Regions from separate parts of the Homo sapiens genome. Here region 1 is linked to region 2. The links are chromatin loops, found by intact Hi-C in ENCODE. Cell type or tissue: K562. All regions are shown on one strand. Each heading gives the region's core, and the rest is flanking DNA. Links, peaks and the distances in the headings are about the cores only.

What was found. A loop is a pair of places that touch in the nucleus more often than their neighbours do. Peaks named below come from ENCODE experiments on the same cell type or tissue, not always from the same donor. Only the 100,000 strongest peaks of a DNase experiment are listed, where the experiment ranks them.
Region 1: a loop joins it to region 2, with 4 times the contacts of the local background. A loop is called at or near these places in 9 of 110 quality-filtered maps.

The regions. Positions count from the first base shown.
Region 1 is chr19:50,160,555-50,170,743 of GRCh38, forward strand. It overlaps IZUMO2 (IZUMO family member 2), which reads right to left and starts at 2,727. Exons shown (of 7, transcript NM_152358.3): 1 at 2,409-2,727; 2 at 2,185-2,259. The coding sequence starts at 2,640. LOC124904746 (a long non-coding RNA gene) reads right to left here. Exons shown (of 3, transcript XR_007067298.1): 3 at 7,534-7,933. In K562, for the core only: a CTCF peak has its summit at 5,035 (motif pointing right); DNase peaks (open chromatin) are centred at 2,687 and 5,077; H3K27me3 peaks cover 2,661 bases.
Region 2 is chr19:50,259,455-50,269,643 of GRCh38, forward strand. It overlaps MYH14 (myosin heavy chain 14), which reads left to right. Exons shown (of 43, transcript NM_001145809.2): 20 at 1,192-1,261; 21 at 2,021-2,181; 22 at 3,858-3,966; 23 at 7,423-7,554; 24 at 8,707-8,913. Among named protein-coding and RNA genes, the nearest start is that of MYH14, 61 kb to the left of the region's middle. In K562, for the core only: a CTCF peak has its summit at 5,213 (motif pointing right); DNase peaks (open chromatin) are centred at 5,267 and 7,597.

The DNA.
Region 1 (10,189 bases), core at 1,236-9,235, 98 kb before region 2:
TCACTGCAACCTCTGCCTCCTAGGTTCAAGTGATTCTCCTGCCTCAGCCTGAGTAGCTGGGATTACAGGTGCCCGCCACCACACCTGGCTAATTTTTGTATTTTTAGTAGAGACGGGGTTTTACCATGTTGGCCAGGCTAGTCTTGAATTCCTGACCTCAGGCGATCCACCTGTCTCGGCATCCCAAAGTGCTGGGATTACAGGCATGAGCCACCGTGCCCGGCTGCTACTAGAAAATTTAAAATTGCATATGTGACTCCTATTTGTGGCTGACATTCTATTTCTATTGGATGGTGCTGTTCTATACACAGATGCCCCCCACGTTTATATTACTAGCCCAGAGGGCTCACTGAAGGTGGGATTTATATACCCAACTATCTGGTCAAGATATCCAATTGGATGTCTAAGAGGCATCTCAAACCCACTAAGTCCAAAACTGAACCCTCGTTATTCTCCTCCAGACCTACTCCCAACCTCCCAGTCTACTCCATCTTAGTAAATAGATGTGTCATGATTCTAATTGCTCAATTCAAAATCCTTGGTGCTTTGACGCCTTTTTCTTTTCCTTTTTCTTTTTTTTTTTTTTTGAGACGTAGTTTTGCTCTTGTTGCCCAGGCTGGAGTGCAATGGCGCAATCTCAGCTCACCGCAACCTCCGCCTCCTGGGTTCAAGCAATTCTCCTGCCTCAGCCTCCTGAGTAGCTGGGATTACAGGAGTGCCACCATAGCTGGCTAATTTTGTATTTTTAGTAGAGACAGGGTTTCTCCATGTTGGTCAGGCTGGTCTTGAACTCCCAACCTCAGGTGACCCACCGTCCTCAGCCTCCCAAAGTGCTGGGATTACAGGCGTGAGCCACTGTGCCCGGCTGACGCCTTTCTTTTTTTTATATCCCTGTGCAATTCGTCAGCATGACTGGCAACAAATCCTGTTTGTTCAATATTCAAAATACCCATTCCCTCCCCTTAACTCTAAGATCTCATCTTCCATAGAGACAATGTCGCCGTCTCACTCCACTCTGGCCTTCTTGGATGTTCTGTGACTATGCCAAACATAGTCCCATCTCAGGGATTCCACCAGCTGTTCTTTCTGCCTGCACCCTTCTACCCCTAGACCCCCTCATGGCTGCTTCCCTCTCCCCTTCAGGTCTTTTCTCACATGCTCCTTTTTAAGGGACATCTTTTTTGGATGCCCTACTTTAAGCTGCAATCCCCACCCCTACTCACAGCACTTGCTATTCCGTGGTCCCTGCTTTATTTTTTTCCTCCTTAGCATCTCCCTCCATTTGACATATTTTATCGGGCAATAAAGGATTAACTGAGCAGGCCTGGGTTGTCCCAATCCTGCACATCCCCCGCTCCCCCCCAAAAAAATTTGGCTCTTGCCTGGCTCACAGAAGGTAACCTCTATTTCCTTGGAATATCCTGCCTGTTAAGAGTATCTTGGTTTGGCCAGGCATGGTGGCTTACGCCTATAATCCCAGCACTTTGGGAGGCCTAGGCGGGCAGATCACTTGAGGTCAGAAGTTTGAGAACAGCCTGGCCAACATGGTGAAACCTCGTCTCTACTAAAAATACAAAAATTAGCCGGGCATGGTGGTGGGTGCCTGTAATCCCAGCTACTCGGGAGGCTGAGGCAGGAAAATCGCTTGAACCCGGCAGGCGGAAGCTCCAGTGAGCAGAGATTGTGGCACTGCACTCGAGCCTGGGTGACAGGGCGAGACCGTCTCAAAAAATAAAAATAAATAAATAAATAAAAGAGTATCTTGGTTTATGACCAGGTGCAGTGGCTCACACCTGTAATCCCAGCACTTTGGGAGGCTGAGACACAAGGATTTATTGAGGCCAGAAGTTTGAGACCAGCCTGGGCAATATAATGAGACCCAGTCTCTACAAAAAATTAAAAAGTAGAAAATTAGCCAGGTGTGGTGGCACATGCCTGTGGTCCCAGCTACTTGGGAGGCTGAGGCGGCAGGATCGCTGGAGCCCTGGAGGTCGAGGCTGCAGTGAGCTGTGATGGCGCTACTGCACTCCAGCCGGAGCGACAGTGAGGCTCTGTCTCTTAAAAAAGAAAAAAAAAAGGCTACATTGCATGCGTGTTTGCTCTTATTTTTATATTCAAGGGAGGTGGGGCAGACCGGCGGAAAGAAGAGGGGTGCTGGAGAAGGCGTTCCCTCGTCTCTCCTACCTTTCAGAGAGTTACCCATTAAGTGCTGCGTTTGGTTCTTGACAAAGGACGCCACAAGGTCCAGTTGATTTGTCTCTGGGGGGAGAAGGGAGAGGACACTCCAGTGAGCCCCCCAGAGAGCCAAGTGACCTCACCCCCTCCAGGCCTGGCCCCGACCCCTCTTGGGGGCGTGGTCTCCGGCATCCCTCGCCCAGCCCCGCTGCCCAATTTCTCCCAACACGCACCCACTTTCCCCACAAACACGTTCAGCGCGTAGTCCCGGAAGAAAGGCCCCTCCATGCCCATCAGCACGGCCCCGGCGCGCGCCTGCAGCTGCTCCAACTGGAAGCGACTGGGGATGAGGGCGGAGCGCAGGTGACCCAGGGCCTCCAGCACCAAGGGGTCGCACTGCAGGCAGCCCCAGCCTCCGGGGGCGCCCAAGCCCGAGAGCAGCAGAAGGGTCAAAGCCAGAGGCATGGCGGGGCCTTTGTGACGTCACAGAGAGAACCCGGCCCGCCCCGCCTCCCAGGCGAGGGCGCGGTCAGGAGGCCCAGGGAGCATCACGGTGTTACAGGCACGTGTTCGCTGAGCACCTGCTATGTGCCAGGCATGGTTCTAGAACCTAGAGAGAAAGTCAAGAAAAACAGAAAGCCTCTGCTCAACCCCTCTTGGAACTTACTAATTCCTCTTAAATTTATTCATTCAACACATATTGTTTTATTTTATTTATTTATTTATTTTTTCCCGAGATGGAGTCTCAACTCTGTCACCCAGGCTGGCGTGCAGTGGTGTGATCTCGGTTAACTGCAACCTCCGCCTCCCGGGTTCAAGTGATTCTCCTGCCTCAGCCTCCCAAGTAGCTGGGACTACAGGCGTGCGCCACCACGTCCGGCTAATTTTTTATTTTTAGTAGAGACGGGGTTTCATCATGTTGGCCAGGCTGGTCTCAAACTCCTGACCTCAGGTGATCTGCCCGCCTCGGCCTCCCAAAGTGCTGGGATTATAGGTGTGAGTCACCACGCCCGGCCCACATATTGTTTTTTTTTTTTTTTTTTTTTTTTTTTTTTGAGACAGAGTCTTGCTCTGTCACCCAGGCTGGAGTGCAGTGAGGCGATCCCGGGTCACGGCAAGCTCTACCTCCCAGGTTCAACCTATTTTTGTGCCTCAGCCAACCGAGTAGCTGGGGTTACCATGCCACCACACCCAGATAATTTATATATATATATATATATATATATATATATATATATATATAGAGAGAGAGAGAGAGAGAGAGAGAGAGAGAGAGAGAGAGAGAGAGAGAGATGGAGTCTCACTCTGTGTCACAGGCTGGAGCTCAGTGGTGCGATCTCAGCTCACTGCAATCTTTGCCTCCCAGGTTCAAGAGATTCTCCTACCTCAGCCTCCTGTGTAGCTGGGATTACAGGCACGCACCACCACACCCAGCTGATTTGTGTATTTTTAGTAGAAACGGGTTTTCACCCTGTTGTTCAGGCTGGTCTGGAACTCCTGACCTCAAGTAATTCACCCGCCTCAGCCTCCCAAAGTGCTGGGATTACAGGCCACTGCGTTCAACCTTACATGCAACACATATTTATTTATTGAACACCTACTATGTGCCAGGTGCTGTTCAAGGCCCCCAGAGCTAGAGCTGAGAAAAACAAGAGGTTCTTGTGCTTGCAGTACTTAAATTAATTAACTCAACAAATATTTATTGAGCACCTACTATGTGCCAGGCTCCAGAGATAGACTGACATAAGACGAACACAATCTCTGCTCATAGAGTTCAGGCTAGCAGGGATGGGAGGGAGTGGCAGGAAGAGAAACGTAAAACCTGGTACACAGATGAGTAACTGAAATACTGACAAACTGCATTACCTGCTGGGAAGCAAATACACAGTGTGATACAGTTAAGAGAGTTCCCTGAGGCCAGGAGGTAGGGTCTGGTTCCCTGCTGTTGTCCAGCGCCTAGCGTGTACTAGTTGTTCAACAGATATTTAGCAAATCAATGAATCCACAAGGGAGGGTATACTGAGGGAAGGGCACTTTGTTTTTCCCTGCAATTTTCATCTTGAAAGTTTTAAAATCTGGAGAACAGTTGCAAGGATGACCCAATAAACACTCAGATATGACTTCACATTTTGCATTCGCTGTATCTCTCTATATATGTAGATGAATTTAATATCAATTAAATCATAGAAATTCAACTAAAAGACATTATAATAGTATACACAGAGATATAGCAAATGTCAAAATAATATGATATATTAATATATAGTTAAATATTAATTCAGAGAGATTAAATTAATTAAGACTAAATATTACTACGTTGAGGGAGAGAGGAGGAGAGAGAGGCAGAGTAGGAGAGGGCAGTTGTCTTATTAATAGTTTAGGTTCTACAACAAAACTCCATAGACTGGGTGGCTTATAAACAACAGAATTTATTTCTTCCAGCTCTGGAGGCTGGAAATCCAAGAGCAGAGCACCAGCAAGGTCAGGTTCTGGTGGAGCTCTCTTCTTGTATCCTCACATGGCAAAAAGAGGGTGAGAGGACTCTTTGGGTTCCCTTTTTTATTTTTTAATTTTTGAGATGGGGTCTTGCTCTTGTCACCCAGGCTGGAGTGCAGTGGCACGATCTCAGCTCACTGCAACCTCCACTTCCCAGGTTCAAGCGATTCTCCTGCTTCAGCCTCCTGAGTAGCTGGGACTACAGGCGTGTGCCACCACGCCCGGCTAATTTCTGAATTTTTAGTAGAGATGGGGTTTTGCCATGTTGGCCAGGCTGGTCTCAAACTCCCGACCTCAAGTGATCCGCAACCCCCCTCGGCCTCAAAAAGTGCTGGGATTACAAAGTGTGAGATCAGGCCACAAGGAGGTGCTCACACCCAAGTGAAATTCTCTCTGCTCCCGGACTGAGAGTCAGGCCTTGCCACCCACGCCTACCTTTCTTAGGATCACCCAGTTGTCTACCTAATGCCGTGCTGGCCATAATTTGAGAAATCAACCTGAGATATTAACGTGTGCGTCCTTTTCCTCATCCCCTATTACCATCTGCCTTTCAGGCAGGGAGTCAAGGGGCTGTTGTTTGACTGAAGAAGGGGTGGCCAGAATGGGATGGGAAGGCCACTCATTCCTCAGCTTCAAGCCCCAAACCCTCAGGCCTGGGTGTGAGGCAGGAAGGCTTGGGATGCAGAACCGGTTTTGTTTATCGGGTTCAGCCATGCTAATTTGGTAAAACATAAGTTAGATGAACTATCATCAGATTTCACACCCCAGCAAAAGTGGCTGAGGAAGTTCCCACACTCGCTCTCCAGGCGCACAGACGTCCATCACTGTGTTGTTGACGGCACTGGGAGGCAAAGGCAAGCTGGGTGTCCTCACTGGGGAGGTGGGTCGCCTGTGGTACAGGACCCTGCAAGCAGCTAGAAGAACAGATGAGCCTGTCCACACCATGCCATGAATGGATCCAAGTGAAAACAGCAAAGAGCAAAACAAAGCAAGCAAACAAACAAAAAACCCACAGTGAAACCTACAACTCAATACCATTGACATAATTTTTTTTTTTTTTTTTTTTTCTGGAGTCAAGGTTCTCCCTCTGTCGCTCAAGCTGGAGTGCAGTGGCACGATCTCGGCTCATTGCAGCCTCAACCTCCTGGGCTCAAGTGATCGTCCTGCCTCAGGCTCCCACACAGAATAGAAAAAAAATACCCGGGTATGGTGGCATGCGCCTGTAGTCCTAGCTACTTGGGAGACTTAAGTGGGAGGATCGCCTAAACCTGGGAAATCGAGGCTGAAGCGAGCCATGATCTCGCGACTGCACTCCAGCCTGGGGCAGAGAGCAAGACCCTGTTTCAAGAAATAAAAAGGAAAAGAAAAGGATGATATGTTTGTTCGTTTGTTTATTTTGAGACAGAGTTTTTCTCTGTCGCCCAGGCTGGAGTGCAGTGGCACGATCTCGACTCACTGTAATCTCTGCCTCCTGGGTTCAAGCGATTCTCCTGCTTCAGCCTCCCGAGTAGCTGGCACTACAGGTGTGCACAACCACACCGGCTAACTTTTGTATTTTTTTTTTTTTTGAGACCGAGTCTCACTCTGTCACCCAGGCTGCAGTGCAACGACATGGTCTCAGCTCACTGCAACCTCTGCCTCCCGGGTTCAAGCGATTCTCTTGCCTCAGCGTCCTGAGTAGCTGGGACTACAAGCGCGCGCCACCACACACAGCTAATTTTTGTATTTTTAGTGGAGATGGGGTTTAACTGTGTTGGCCAGGCTGTTCTTGAACTCCTGACCTCGTGATCCACCCACCCCGGCCTCCCAAAGTGCTGGGATTACAGGCGTGAGCCACTGCGCCAGGCCAATTCTTGTATTTTTAGTAGAGGCGGGGTTTCACCATGTTGGCCAGGCTGTTCTCAAACTCCTGGCTTCAAGTGATCTGCCACCTTGCCTCCCAAAGTGCTGGGATTACAGTCGTGAGCCACCACGCCCAGCTGAAAAGGACTATATGTTTTATGCTCATCTGAGTTTGTGACTGTTCAAAGCTGTGCCTGCTGCTCTCATATTTCCAGAGGGTTTGGGGGGCTTTGTGAATCTCATGAAGTAATGTACATACCCATGTGTGTATTGCCAGAATGAAGGCATGCCTTATCTCATTTCGTCCACACGAAATTTGGCTGATGTGGATGCGGAGGCAGAGCAGGGACAGTCTACTCGTGTGAGGTCACGCAGGTAGAGACAGAGACAGATGTGGGGCCAGGCAGGCAGCCAGAGGTCCCCAGGCTGCAAAGCCCTGCTGAGTGACACTAATGGCCTGATGTGGCGATGGTGTGCAGCAGGCGGAAAAGAATGTCTGGGAAATGGTTACAGGGATTTGGCTTCAAGCCTAGCGGAGGCGGGGAATTAGAGGAGGTGGTTCCAGCGTAGCGGGGTGGGGTGAGGGGCGTTTTCTCATCATCCACTTCCCATGTCCAGCCCCCTCCCTAGTACACATTGTGTGGCTACAAAAACGGTGACCTGTTCTCATGCACAGCTGTGGGAGGGCAGACAGGGACAGCCACGTTGGAAAACCGTCAGGCTCTATGCAGGCTGGCCACGTGCGCATCCCTTCCTCCACATGCACACACGGGAAATGGGTGCACACACCCGCCAGGGGCACGCAGACACGAATCCCCTTGGCAGCGTCCTTTGTAAGGAACTCAAGGTGGAGACGGCCCAAATATCCGTCAACGGGAAGACTCGCTAGATAAACCCACTGTGGCGTGTTCCTCGGATGGAATCCCGCACGGCAGTGGGATGATGATCTAGCTGCCCGCAAACCTCTCTGGGCCATCGTTCAAACATGATGTTGAGCAAAAGCAGAAACAAAGGACGACGTGATCTGCAATTCCTTTTTTATTTTTATTTTTTGACAGAGTCTCGCGCTGTCCCCCAGGCTGGAGTGTAGTGGTGCGATCTCCGCTCACTGCAAGTGATCCGCCTCCCGGGTTCAAGCGATTCTTCCGCCTCAGCCTCCCCAGTAGCTGGGACTACAGGCGCCCGCCACCACGCCCGGCTAATTTTTTGCATTTTTAGTAGAGACGGAGTTTCACTGTGTTAGCCAGGATGGTCTCGATCTCCTGACCTCGTGATCTGCTTGCCTCGGCCTCCCAAAGTGCTGGGATTACAGGCGTGAGCCACCGTGCCCGGCCAATCTGCAATTCCGTTGATGGAAAGTTCAGAACAGGCAAAGGCACGGGATGGAGCCACAGCTGCACGCTCATCTGACCTGCGGTCCCTGTAAGGACAGTGATGATGGGAAAGTGAGGAGAGAGGTTTTCTCTGCAGGGACAAGGGGGCTCCAACTGGGCCACCTTCTGAGGGGCCTCACTGCAACCTCTGCCTCCCAGGTTCAAGTGATTCTCCTGCCTCAGCCTCCTGAGTAGCTGGGACTACAGGCATGTGCCACCACACCTGGCTAATTTTTGTATTTTTAGTAGAGACGAGGTTTTACCATGTTGGCCAGCATGGTCTCGATCTCTTGATCTGATGATACGCCTGCCTCGGCCTCCCAAAGTGTTGGGATTACAGGCGTGAGTCACCACGCCTGGCCTACAGCCTCCTTTTTTAAGGCTGAATAATATTCCATTGTATGGATGGGCCACATTGCGTGCATTCATTCATCAGTCGATAGATACGTCAGTTGCTTGCACATTGTGTTCTGCATTCTTTTCTGGATGTGTGTTATATTTCACACACACAAAAACTTTAAAATAACATGCTTTGTTATTTGCATGGCCTGGGATTGAATGGCAGGCACCCCAAGGCAGAGGCGGGGCCCGTGACCTGCCCCGTGGGGCACTTCTCACCTAGTTCAGTGACTCTCACACCCACGGGTGGGGCACGGTCACACCCACAGTTCCTCTCATTCCATCACCAGCACTGAGGGGTGACATGGGCTCTGCTCACACACTGGGCCTGGAGGCTGCCCCTCAGGCCAGAGTCCCCACACCCTCCCGAGGCCCAGGGGTTCTCTGTACACTGCCTGTCTCCACTGCCTGCTCTCTGGACAGGAAACTGGGGTGTGAGGTGACCACAGGCTGTCTGCCCCCAGCCAATCCTAACTGTCCCTCTTGTTCCTCAAACTCTATCACTCGCTCCTTTTTCTCTTATGCCTCCCTTTCTGCCTCTTTCTCTCTCTCTCTAGGTCTCTGTCTCCTCCCTGGGTCTCTGTCTCTCTCTCTCTCTCTCTCTCTCTCTGGGTCTCTGTACTCCCCTGTCTCTGGGTCTCTGTCCCCTCCCCCTTCTGGGTCTCTGTTCCTCTCTCTCTCTCTGAGTCTCTGTCCCCCTCTCTTTGGGTCTCTGTACCAACTCTCTCTGGGTCTCTGTACCACCTCTCTCTGGGTCTCTGCCCTCACAGTCTCTCTGGGTCTCTTTTTTTTCCTCTCTCTCTCTCTCTGTCCCTCTTTCTCTGGGTCTCTGTCCCTATCTCTCTGGGTGTTTGTCCCCTTCCTCTCTGAGTCTCTATCCCCTTTCTCTGGGTCTCTGTCCCCCCAACCCTCTGGGTCTCTGTCCCTCTCTGTCTGGGTCTCTGTCCCCCCCTCTCTCTCTGGGTCTCTATCCCTCTCTCTCTGAGTCTCTGTCCCCCTCTCTCTGGTTCTCTGTCCCCCTCTCTCTCTCTGGGTCTCTATCCCTCTCTCTCTGAGTCTCTGTCCCCCTCTCTCTGGTTCTCTGTCCCCCTCTCTCTGGGTCTCTATCCCCTGTCTCCTATCTCTGCCCCTCTCCCTGTGTCTCAGTGCTTTGTCTCCTTTTTCCTGTCTTGCTCCTCCCTCCCTCCCTCCCTCTGTCTGTCCCTCCCTCCCTCCCTTCATTTCTTCCTTCCTTCCCTCCCTCCCTCTCTCCCTCCCTTCTTTCCCTCCCTCCCTCCCTTCTCTCCTCCCTTCCTTCCTTTCCTCTTGCCTGCCTGCCTTTCAGACTCTGTTTGAGAACCCCATGTTCTGTGTGACATTGGGCAGGAGGCTTCCTCTCTTTGTCCCTCAGTTTCCTCACTGCACCATGGCACTCACTGGGCTGACCTGAAACTGAAGGGAATCACTGTGTGTCCTGGACACCTGGTATTAGTGGACGCTGAACCAAACCCACGGCCCACATGGGTTGAGAGTGTGGACTCTGTGCCAGGCCACATGCCAAGGCCTAGCGCCTCCTTTCATCCTCACGGTGTGCTGTAAGGGAAGCAATGGCATTGTCCCCATCTACAGATGAGGATGATGAGGTTGTACAACTTGCCCCAAATCGGACAGTGAGTAGGAGGCAGGGCGAGAACTTGAACTCGGGCTGCCCGGCCTCAGAGCCTGTGCTCTAACCCTACGCTGTGAGGGTTTCATATTGGCTGTTACGTGTATCGGTAATCGGGATTTCCCAACGTCAGCGCTACTGACGTTTGGGGCTGGATGATCCGTCCTTGTAGGCCCCGACCTGTGCACGGTATAGGATGTGGGCAGCATCTCTGGCCTTTACTCACTAAATGCCAGCAGCACCCGCACTCCCAGCTGTG
Region 2 (10,189 bases), core at 728-8,727:
GCACTCCTGAGAGAAAGCACACAGAGTCTATGGGGATCTGGGGTACATTGCTGCTGCTGTTTAGGGCAGTAGGCCCCAAACTATGAACGTGAAATCACTGCATGGTGTTACAAATCTGCATGTCTTTAAAAATGAAGTAGAAGGCGGGGCGCGGTGGCTCACGCCTGTAATCCCAGCACTTTGGGAGGCCGAGGCAGACAGATCACCTGAGGTCGGAAGTTCGAGACCAGCCTGACCAACGTGGAGAAACCCCATCTCTACTAAAAATACAAAATTAGCCGGGTGTGGTAGCACATGCCTGTAATCCCAGCTACTCGGGAGGCTGAGGCAGGAGAATCACTTGAACCGGGAAGGGGGAGGTTGCAGTGAGCCGAGATTGCGCCATTGCACTCCAGCCTGGGCAACAAGAGCAAAACTCTGTCTCAAAAAAATAAATAAGTAAATAAAGAAGTAGAATAGGACAGAATAGAAAATACCAAGGCCTAATGAGCAAGTAATACAGCAAATGTAACAAAAATGATGCTTCACACAAGCTGTGTAGAGCAGCACCGTCCCTTAGAAGTAGAATGGGAAGCCTTGTACACAATTGAACATTTTCTAATAGCTACACTTTTACAAGTGAAAAAAATGAAATTAATTTTAACAAGATATTTTACTAAAGCCAATACATCCAAAATACTGGCCAATACTGGCTGGGCACTGTGGCTCATGCCTGTAACCCCAGCACTTTGGGAGGCCGAGGCGGGTGGATCACTTCAGGTCAGGAGTTCAAGACAGCCTGGCCATCATGGAGAAACCCCATCTCTACTAAAAATACAAAAATTAGCTGGGCATGGTGGCACATGCCTGAATCCCAGCTACCTGGTAGGCTGAGGCAAGAGAATCGCTTGAACCTGGGAGGCGGAGGTCGCAGTGAGGCAAGATCTGACCACTGCACTCCAGCCTGGGCGACAGAGCGAGACTCTGTCTCAAAAAACAAACAAAACAAAAAACTGAAACAGTCGATCATTGTCGATGTTGCTGTCCTTGGTGGTGGCGTGAATGCTCAGATGTGAGTTTTGTGACTGTCCTTGTTATTGTCACTGTTGTTCCTGCTGTGTGTCACTCTGAGCCCAGTGCCTGGCCCGCAGCAGGCACTAGGTGAGCGTTTGCTGTAACTCTCTCCTCCCCACCCCTCCCTGCTCATTGCAGATACGAGATCCTGACACCCAATGCCATCCCCAAGGGCTTCATGGATGGGAAGCAGGCCTGTGAAAAGATGGTGAGTGGGGCAGAGCCTGGAATGCGTGTGTGCGTGTGTGTGTGTGCGTGCATGAGTGTGCGTGCATGTGTGTGTGCATGCATATGTGTGCATGCGTGTGTGTGCAAGTGTGTGTGCATGCACGTGTGTGCGTGTGTGTGTGCATGCATATGTGTGCATGCGTGTGTGTGCATGTGTGTGTGTGCATGCGTTTGTGTGCAGGGGCCCAGGTGGTCGGGGAGTGGGGCTGGGATCTCCCCTTCATTGACCTTCCTCATTACCTCTCCCTATCACCGCCCCCACCCCCGCTTCCTCATCATCCCCTATCACCCCCCTCCCCGTCACCCCATCACCCCCTCCCCATCACCACTCCCCCATCGCCCCCTCCCTATAACTCTTCTCCCCTATCACCCTCCTCCACATCACCCCCTCCCCCATCACCCCCTCTCCCCAATCACCACCCCCTCCCAATCACTGCCCCTCCTCACCACCCCCCCATCATCCCCTGCCCCATCACCCCCTTCCTATAACTCCCCTCCCCTATCACTCTTCACATCACCCCCTCCCCTATCACTCTCCTCATCACCCCCTCCCCATCACTTCTCCCCCATCACCTCCCTCCCCCATCACCCCCTCCCCCATTACCCCCTCTCCCCAATCACCACCCCTTCCCTATCACTCCCCCTCCTCGCCACCCCCTCCCCCATTACTCCCCCTCCTCACCACCCCCACTCCCCCATCACCCCCTCTCCGTCATCACCCCTCTCCCACCCCTCACAGATCCAGGCGCTGGAACTGGACCCCAACCTCTACCGCGTGGGACAGAGCAAGATCTTCTTCCGGGCTGGGGTCCTGGCCCAGCTGGAAGAGGAGCGAGACCTGAAGGTCACCGACATCATCGTCTCCTTCCAGGCAGCTGCCCGGGGATACCTGGCTCGCAGGTGGGCAGCCACGCTGTCTCCCGGGGTCCTGTTGGCCGAGACTGGGTCAGGGAGGGGTTGACCAGATGGCTCTAGGTGTCAGGGCCTCCAGGATGGGTGCAGGGCTGAGGAGCAGGTGGATGGAGGTGCCGGGTGTCCAGGCTTCTTGGTTCTGCAGTCCCTGAGGGGCCCTGTGGGCAGGGCAGGCCCTGTTCAGAGTAAGACTGGCAACACAGAGGCTGGACTTAGCCGCAGGGTGACCAGCTGTCCTAGTGGGCCTGGGTCTGGGTTTCCCAGGGTGCAGGACTTCCAGTGCTAAAACAGAGAAAGCCCGGGGCAACCCAGGTCAAGCTGTCCGCTCTCCCTGGCCAGTCCCTCGAGGGGCTCCAGTCTGGAGGTGAGACTTCCATGGGCATAGAGTCCCAGTCCCGGGTGAGACCTGCTTTGATGGGGGCCATAGAGGTGCAGCAAGGAGGCCCTGCTGCAGGCCATGACTCCCCCAGGCCACACCGGACAAGCAGGTGGATGAAGGAAAATGGGAAAGGTGATCAGGGCAGGAGCAAGCTTGTGCAAAGACCCAACGATGCAAGATCCTGGCACGCTTCAGGAATACAGGGAGTTTGCGGGAGAGTCTCCTTCCTCCTTAGAAGTGGCTCAGAGAGGCCGGGCACGGTGGCTCACACCTGTAATCCCAGCACATTGGGAGGCCAAGGCGGGCGGATCACTTGAGGTCAGGAGTTCGAGACAAGCCTGGCCAACATGGTGAAACCCCATCTCTACTAAAAATACAAAAATTAGCCGTAATCCCAGCTACTCAGGAGGCCAAGGCAGGAGAATGGCTTGAACTCGGGAAGCAGAGACTGCAGTGAGCCAAGATCATGTCACTGCACTCCAGCCTGGGTGGCAGAGTGAGACTCTGTATCAAAAAAAAAAAAAAAGCTGAAAGAATAGAGTGGCAGGAAAGGATGGCCCAAACACCAGGCTGAGTGGGGCCTTGTCCAGAGGAGCTAGGGAGCCATGGAGGGCTGTGAGCAGGGGAGGGGTGGGTCAGCTCTGGGTGTAGAAAGACTCTCTGGAGGCGTGTTGGGATGGGCTGATAGGAGAGGCTGGAGAAGGAGGCCAGGCAGAGGATCCAGGCAAGGGAGGGTGGGGCCTGAACTGCGGCTGGGGCTTTGGGACTGGGCAGAGAGAGTCGGGAGCAGGGGGACGAACGGCCAGAACACAGTGAGATCTCAAAGTAATAAGAGTGCCTGCACACAGTAGGCATTTTATGATGGCTGACTAAGTGAAAGGAGCTTGGCTTGGTCAGGCATGGTGGCCCACCCCTGTAATCTCAGCACTTTGGGAGGCCGAGGTGAGTAGATCACTTGAGGTGGGGAGTTGGAGAGCAGCCCGGCCAACATGGCAAAACCCCATCTCTACTAAAAATACAAAAATTAGCCGAGTGTTGTGGCACGCACCTGTAATCCTAGCTACTTGGGAGGTGAGGCAGGAGAATTGCTTGAACCTGGGAGGTGGAGGTTGCAGTGAGCCCAGATCATGCCATTGCACTCCAGCCTAGGCAACAGAGCAAGACTCTGTCTCAGAAAAACAAACAAACAAACAAAGAAAATAAATAAGAAAGGAGCTTGGCTCTCTTGCTAAGGGGATGGCGCCTGGAGGCTCCCACTCTGCCCCTCACCCATTTCCCCACCCAGGGCCTTCCAGAAGCGCCAGCAGCAGCAGAGCGCCCTGAGGGTGATGCAGCGGAACTGCGCGGCCTACCTCAAGCTGAGACACTGGCAGTGGTGGCGGCTGTTTACCAAGGTGAGGGCAGCCTGGGGAGGTGGCCCCAGTAGGGAGAGGATAGGGCCTTGGGGCTTGGTCTGCTTGACAAGTGACTTCCTCCATGTGGGCCTCAGTTTTCTGCATCACTAAAATGGGGCCAGTCGGCCCAGGCTTTGCTAGCTGGGATTCTTTAGTTAGCAAGCAACAAGAAAAATCTGACTCGAACCAACATGGATCAAAGATTCAAGACAATGTGGGCTGCACCTGGATCCAGGGGTCCCCAAGACTTCTGTTCAAGGATTTGCTGGAAGGACTCACAGAACTTAGAAAAGCTGCTGTACTCACAGCTACAGTTTATCACAATACAAAGATACAGATTGAAAACAGCAAAGGTGCTGGGTGCTGTGGCTCACACCTGTAATCCCAGCAGTGTGAGAGGCCGAGGCGGGCGGATCACTTGAGATCAGGAGTTCGAGACCAGCCTGGCCAATATGGGGAAATCCTGTCTCTACTAAAGATACAAAAATTAGCTGGGCATGGTGGCAGGTGCCTGTAGTCCCAGCTACTTGGGAGGCTGAGGCAGGAGAATCACTCAAACCTAGGAGGTGGAGGTTGCAGTGAGCCAAGATAGTGTCACTACATGTAGCCTGGGCAATACAGCAAAACTCTGTCTCAAAAAAAAAAAAAAAAAAAAAGAGCAAAGGTTAAAAAAAAAAAAAAAGTACATAAGTGTCTCGGAGAGACCAAGCATGAGCCTACAGCTGCTCTCTCCCAGTGAAGTTCTGTGGACAACACTTAGCTGTTCCCAGCAATGAAGTATGATAATATGCACGGAGTATTGCCAACCAGGGAAGCTCACCTGAGCCTTGATGTCCAGCGTTTTTCCTGGGGCTGGTCACACAGGCATGGACAAGGTCACACACATGGTGACCTCAGTTACTCAGTCTCCAGCCCCTCCAGAGTCAAACTGATGCCATGTGGCCCAGGGCCCCCACCACAGATCCCATCGTTAGCATAGACTATCCAGGGTGGCCCAAGGCCCCAGGTAAACCAAGACACTCTTATCAGATGGGACATTCTAAGGACTTAGAGGTAACCTCCCAGGAGCCCATCAAGGGCCAGACTTTTCTTAGGAATGTGTGGGGTTTGGACAACCCAGGTCTGCTGAGTTAACCCTTTACTGCACAAGGGTCCAAACAGTGACGTCAGTATGCAGTGTTCTGCGTCTCCCGCTTGGCTTTCCTCCGTGATGATCACCAACAGAGGCTTTCCACACAGGGGCCACCAGCAGATGGAGTCTTGCCCCTAACAACCTTGGCCAGCCTGGTCTCTCTTATCATAGAGCTCCAGCCAGATTCCCAGGTTTCATGCTCATTGGCCCAGCTGGAGTCATGTGACCATCCCAGAGCCAGTTAGTAGGGATCAGATGAGCCAGGCTGGCATCACATGCCTACCCAAAGCAGAGGGTGCCAAGCCAGGTCGCCATGCACCATGGAGCTCAGGGACTAGGTGTTCCCCCAGGGGGAAATTGGAAAGGAATGAGAAGGATGGAGGTTTTGGGGGCAGTAATGTAATTCTGAATACGATGTCTGAGAGATCAGCCTGCATTCCCTTGGTCAGTGTTAACTGAGCACCTACTATGTGCCCAGAACTTTTATAGAGGCTGGGGTAAATGGTGATTAAAAAGAGACAAGGTCCTGCCACCATGGAGCTCACAGTCTGGGACAAGAGTTGCTGCACTGCGGCCTGTGGGCCAGATGGCTGTTTTTGCAAAAGCCCTTTCGTTAGCATGGTGTCTGCAGCTGCATCTGAGCTACAGCAGCTGAGTGGAGTAGGTAAACAGCCAGAAGCTGAGGTTAGGGGCTCACACCTGTAATCCCAGCACTTCGGGAGGCCAAGGCAGGAGCATCACTTGAGCCCAAGAGTTCAAGACCAGCCTGGGCAACAAAGTGAGACCCTCATCTCTACAAAAAAAAAAAAAACAAAAACAAAAACTGGGTGTAGTGGTGCACACCTGTAGTCCCAGCTACTTGGGACGAAGGATTGCTTAAGCCCAGGAGTATGAGGCTACAGTAAGCCATGATCGCATCACTGCACTACAGCTTGGGTGACAAGAGTGAGACCCTGTCTTGAAAAAATAAATCAAAATTAAAAACTGGCCAGGCACGGAGGCGTATGCCTGTAATCCCAGCAGTTTGGGAGGCTGAGGCAGGTGGATCACTTCAGGTCAGGGGTTTGAGCCCAGCCTGGCCAATATGATGGAACCCTGTCACTACTAAAAATACAAAAATTAGCTGGATGTGGTGTCAGGCACCTGTAATCCCAGCTACTCAGGAGGCTGAGGCAGGTGAATCGCTTGAACTTGGAAGGTGAAGGTTGCAGTGAGCCAAGATCGCACCACTGCACTCCAGCCTGGGTGACAGAGTGAGACTCTGTCTCAAAATAAATAAATAAATAAAAATAAAAATTAATAATAAATAAAAAACAGCCAGGGTGGCCTGTAAAATCTCAAATATTTCCTGCCTGGCCCTTGAAGAAAAAGTTTGCCTACCTTAGGTGTTGGGGGTTGGGGTCAAGTAGGATTTGATTGGCATCATTTGAGAAATGTGAATGATACCTGCGAAAGATGCAAGGAGTCGGGGCAGAAAAGGAGAGAATAGAAGGGATACAGAATTGGGTGGAGAGGAAAAGAATCAAGTAGACTTGTGTAGAACGGAGTAGAATATGATTGAACAGAAATTATCAGAGCAGATCTCACTTAGCAAGGGCGACGAGGTTTTGTGAAATTTTTGTTTCAGTTCTGTGTGTACCTCTGTCACTGCAGCCTGAATCATGCCATGTAAAGCTCATCTCTCACTAAGGACCTTGGACTAACAGGCTTAAGAAACACTGGCCTTTGGCCAGGCATGGTGGCTCATGCCTATATCCCAACACTTTGGGAGGCTGAGGTGGGTGGATTACTTGAGGCCGGGAGTTGGAGACCAGCCTGGCCAACATAGCGAAACCCTCTCTACTGAAAGCACAAAAATTAGCCGGACGTGGTGGCATACGCCTGTAATCCCAGCTACTCGGGAGGCTGAGGCAGGAGAATCGCTTGAACCTGGGAGGCAGAGGTTGCAGTGAGCCGAGATCCCACCACTGCACTCCAGCCTGGGCGAGAGAGCAAGACTCTGTCGAAAGGAAGGAAGGAAGGGAGGAAAAAAGGAAGGAAGGAAGGACTGTTCCACAGAATAGCAGCAGCCACAGTACACAGTGTCTCTTGGATGTGGAAGGATCCTTTAGCCAGAGAGATTAGATAGATCAATAGTGTATTTAGTGGTGCTTGCCTGTACCTGTCAGTGTTCTAGGCCTGTGACCAGGGACTGTTGCCAAGGCGGGGACACACAGCTAATAGGTGGAGGAGAAGGGATTTGAACCCAGAAACTCAAACCCCACTAAGAGTGTGAGGTCTTGGCGCCTGAAGTCAGCCATTCCACCCCTTTCACCTCCACCTAGGTGAAGCCACTGCTGCAGGTGACGCGGCAGGATGAGGTGCTGCAGGCACGGGCCCAGGAGCTGCAGAAAGTGCAGGAGCTACAGCAGCAGAGCGCCCGCGAAGTTGGGGAGCTCCAGGGCCGAGTGGCACAGGTGAGGGGGCGGGGGCAGGGCGTGGGGGCGTGTCTTCGGGGTGGGGCTGTGTCGCATGGGTGGAGCCAGGTGTGAGGGGCGGGGCTTCCGGCTGAGCCAGCCTGTGCCCAGGCAGGGCTGTCGGGAGGATGGGAGCAAAGCTAAGGTGTACTGAGGCCGGGCGGGGATTGGGGCTGTTTAGTTTGGTTGAGTCGTGACGTACAGGGAGCAGGGCCCTGGGGGTGTAGCCAGGGTATGGGCCGGGTAGGGGTGGGGTGGGAGAGTCCTGCAGAGCCAGAATGGAGCTGGGCTGTAGGATCTGGGGGCAGGGGCCTCAGCTGTGGCCGGGCTATGGTATGCAGGTGGCGAACTTATAACTGTTTCCAGTATTTCAGCTATCTTAAAATAATGCTAGAACATTTGGGAGGCTGACGCGGGCAGATCACCTGAGGTCAGGAGTTCAAGACCACTCTGGCCAACATGGTGAAACCCCGTCTCTACTAAAAATGCAAAAATTAGCCGGGTGTGATGGCGCACGCCTGTAATCCCAGCTACTCTGGGAGGTGGAGGTTGCAGTGAGCCGAGATGGCGCCACCGCACTCCAGCCTGGTCGGCAGAGTGAGACTCTGTCTCAAAAATAATAATAATAATAATAATAATGCTAGAACAAACCCCTTCTTGAGCATTTTTCTGTTTGCCTTTTCTGCATTATTTCCTGTGGTTACATTTTAGGTATGAAATGTATTAAATGAAATGTGAGGTAGTAGAAAGACCCCTCGGGGGTTATTTGAAGGATGGACTGGAAGGGGAAAGGCTAGAGTCTGGGAGGCTGGGGAGGAGGCTGGAGAGAGACAGGTGAGAGAAGGAAAGACCTGAGCCTGTTGGGGCTGTAGGGACAGAGAGGAGGGGCCAGAGAGAGCAGGGGTGCAGACTGATGGCTGTGAGAGGTGAGGGAGGGCATCCCCAGGATTCTGACTTAGTGATTAGGGGGATGTGGGCTCATCCTGAGATGGGGACCTGAGGGGGAGGAGGTGGGGACACCGTGTCCTCCTGCCCCTCAGTCCTGCCCTGGAGAACTTAAAGGCCAAAGCAAGTTACAAGGCAGTAGGCACCCAGTGCAGGTTGCCCTGGGAGCACTGCCTGCTGACCACTAACCTCCCACACACTCCCCAGCTGGAAGAGGAGCGCGCCCGCCTGGCAGAGCAATTGCGAGCAGAGGCAGAACTGTGTGCAGAGGCCGAGGAGACGCGGGGGAGGCTGGCAGCCCGCAAGCAGGAGCTGGAGCTGGTGGTGTCAGAGCTGGAGGCTCGCGTGGGCGAGGAGGAGGAGTGCAGCCGTCAAATGCAAACCGAGAAGAAGAGGCTGCAGCAGCACATACAGGTCTGGCCCCTTGCATGCCCACCAGGCCACCCTCCAGACCCCTCTGTCTACACCATCCACCTTTGCTTCTACAAACCGTGTGTCTTTGGGCCATGAATTTGTAGAAAACTCAGTTCTAAGTGAATTTGCAAAAAGAATACATTTTTGATTCAGATCGCGGGAGACCTTAAAATGTGTGAGCTTCACCTATGGATGGATCCAGGCATCCAAGTGATATGTTCAGCTTCAGGCCTGGCTGGATCCAGGTGTCTGAGTGATTTCCTCAGCTTCAGGCATGGCTGGATGCAGGAATCCAAGTGATATCCTCAGCTTCAGGCATGGCTGGATCCAGGCGCCTAAGTGATGTCCTCAGCTTCAGGCATGGCTGGATCCAGGCATCCAAGTGATATCCTCAGCTTCAGGCATGGCTGGATCCAGGTGCCCAAGTGATGTCCTTAGCTTCAGGCATGGCTGGATCCAGGCATTCAGGCAATGTTCTCAGTACTCCCCCTCTCTCCGTCTCCTGGCTGCATTCACGGGCAGGCTGCCCTCATGGTTCCCCTTCAAAATCTAGTGTGTATTTTACACTACAGCACATCTCAATTCAGATGCTAAATTTTCATTGGAAATACTTGATCTGTATTTCTATTTCATAATTTCTGCAGTTTATAAAAACTAGATTCACATGGCCAAGTTGTTCCAAACATGCTTAAAAGCTTTTCAGTGATTGGGTGTCTGGTTTTAAATTTAAAATAAATAAAATTAAATAAGACAGAAAATTTAGTTCATCAGTCCACATCAGCCACATTTCAAAAGCTCAGTAATGTTTTTTTGTTTTTTGTTTTTTTGAGTCAGAGTCTTGCTCTGTCGCCCAGGCTGGAGTGCAGTGGCACCATCTCAGCTCACTGCAACCTCCGTCTCCCGGGCTCAAGCAATTCTCCTGCCTCAGCCTCTACAGCAGTATCTGGGATTACAGGTGTGTGCCACCATGCCCAGCTAATGTTTTTTTATTTTTAGTAGAGACAGGGTTTCAGTATGTTGGCCAGGCTGGTCTCGAACTCCTGACCTCAGGTGATCCGCCCACCTCAGCCTTCCAAGGTGCTGGGATTACAGGCGTGAGCCACCATGCCCGGCCCAGTAGTGTTTTAATCAACTTCTCTTGATCCCTTTGGTGAGGGAGGGACCCTACCCTAGGTTTATGGGGATGGCTGAGCACACAGCACTGGGCACCAGACAGGTGAGGGGGGCCGACATCACACCACAGACGGCCACATGGATGTTGCCCTCAAGAGCAGAG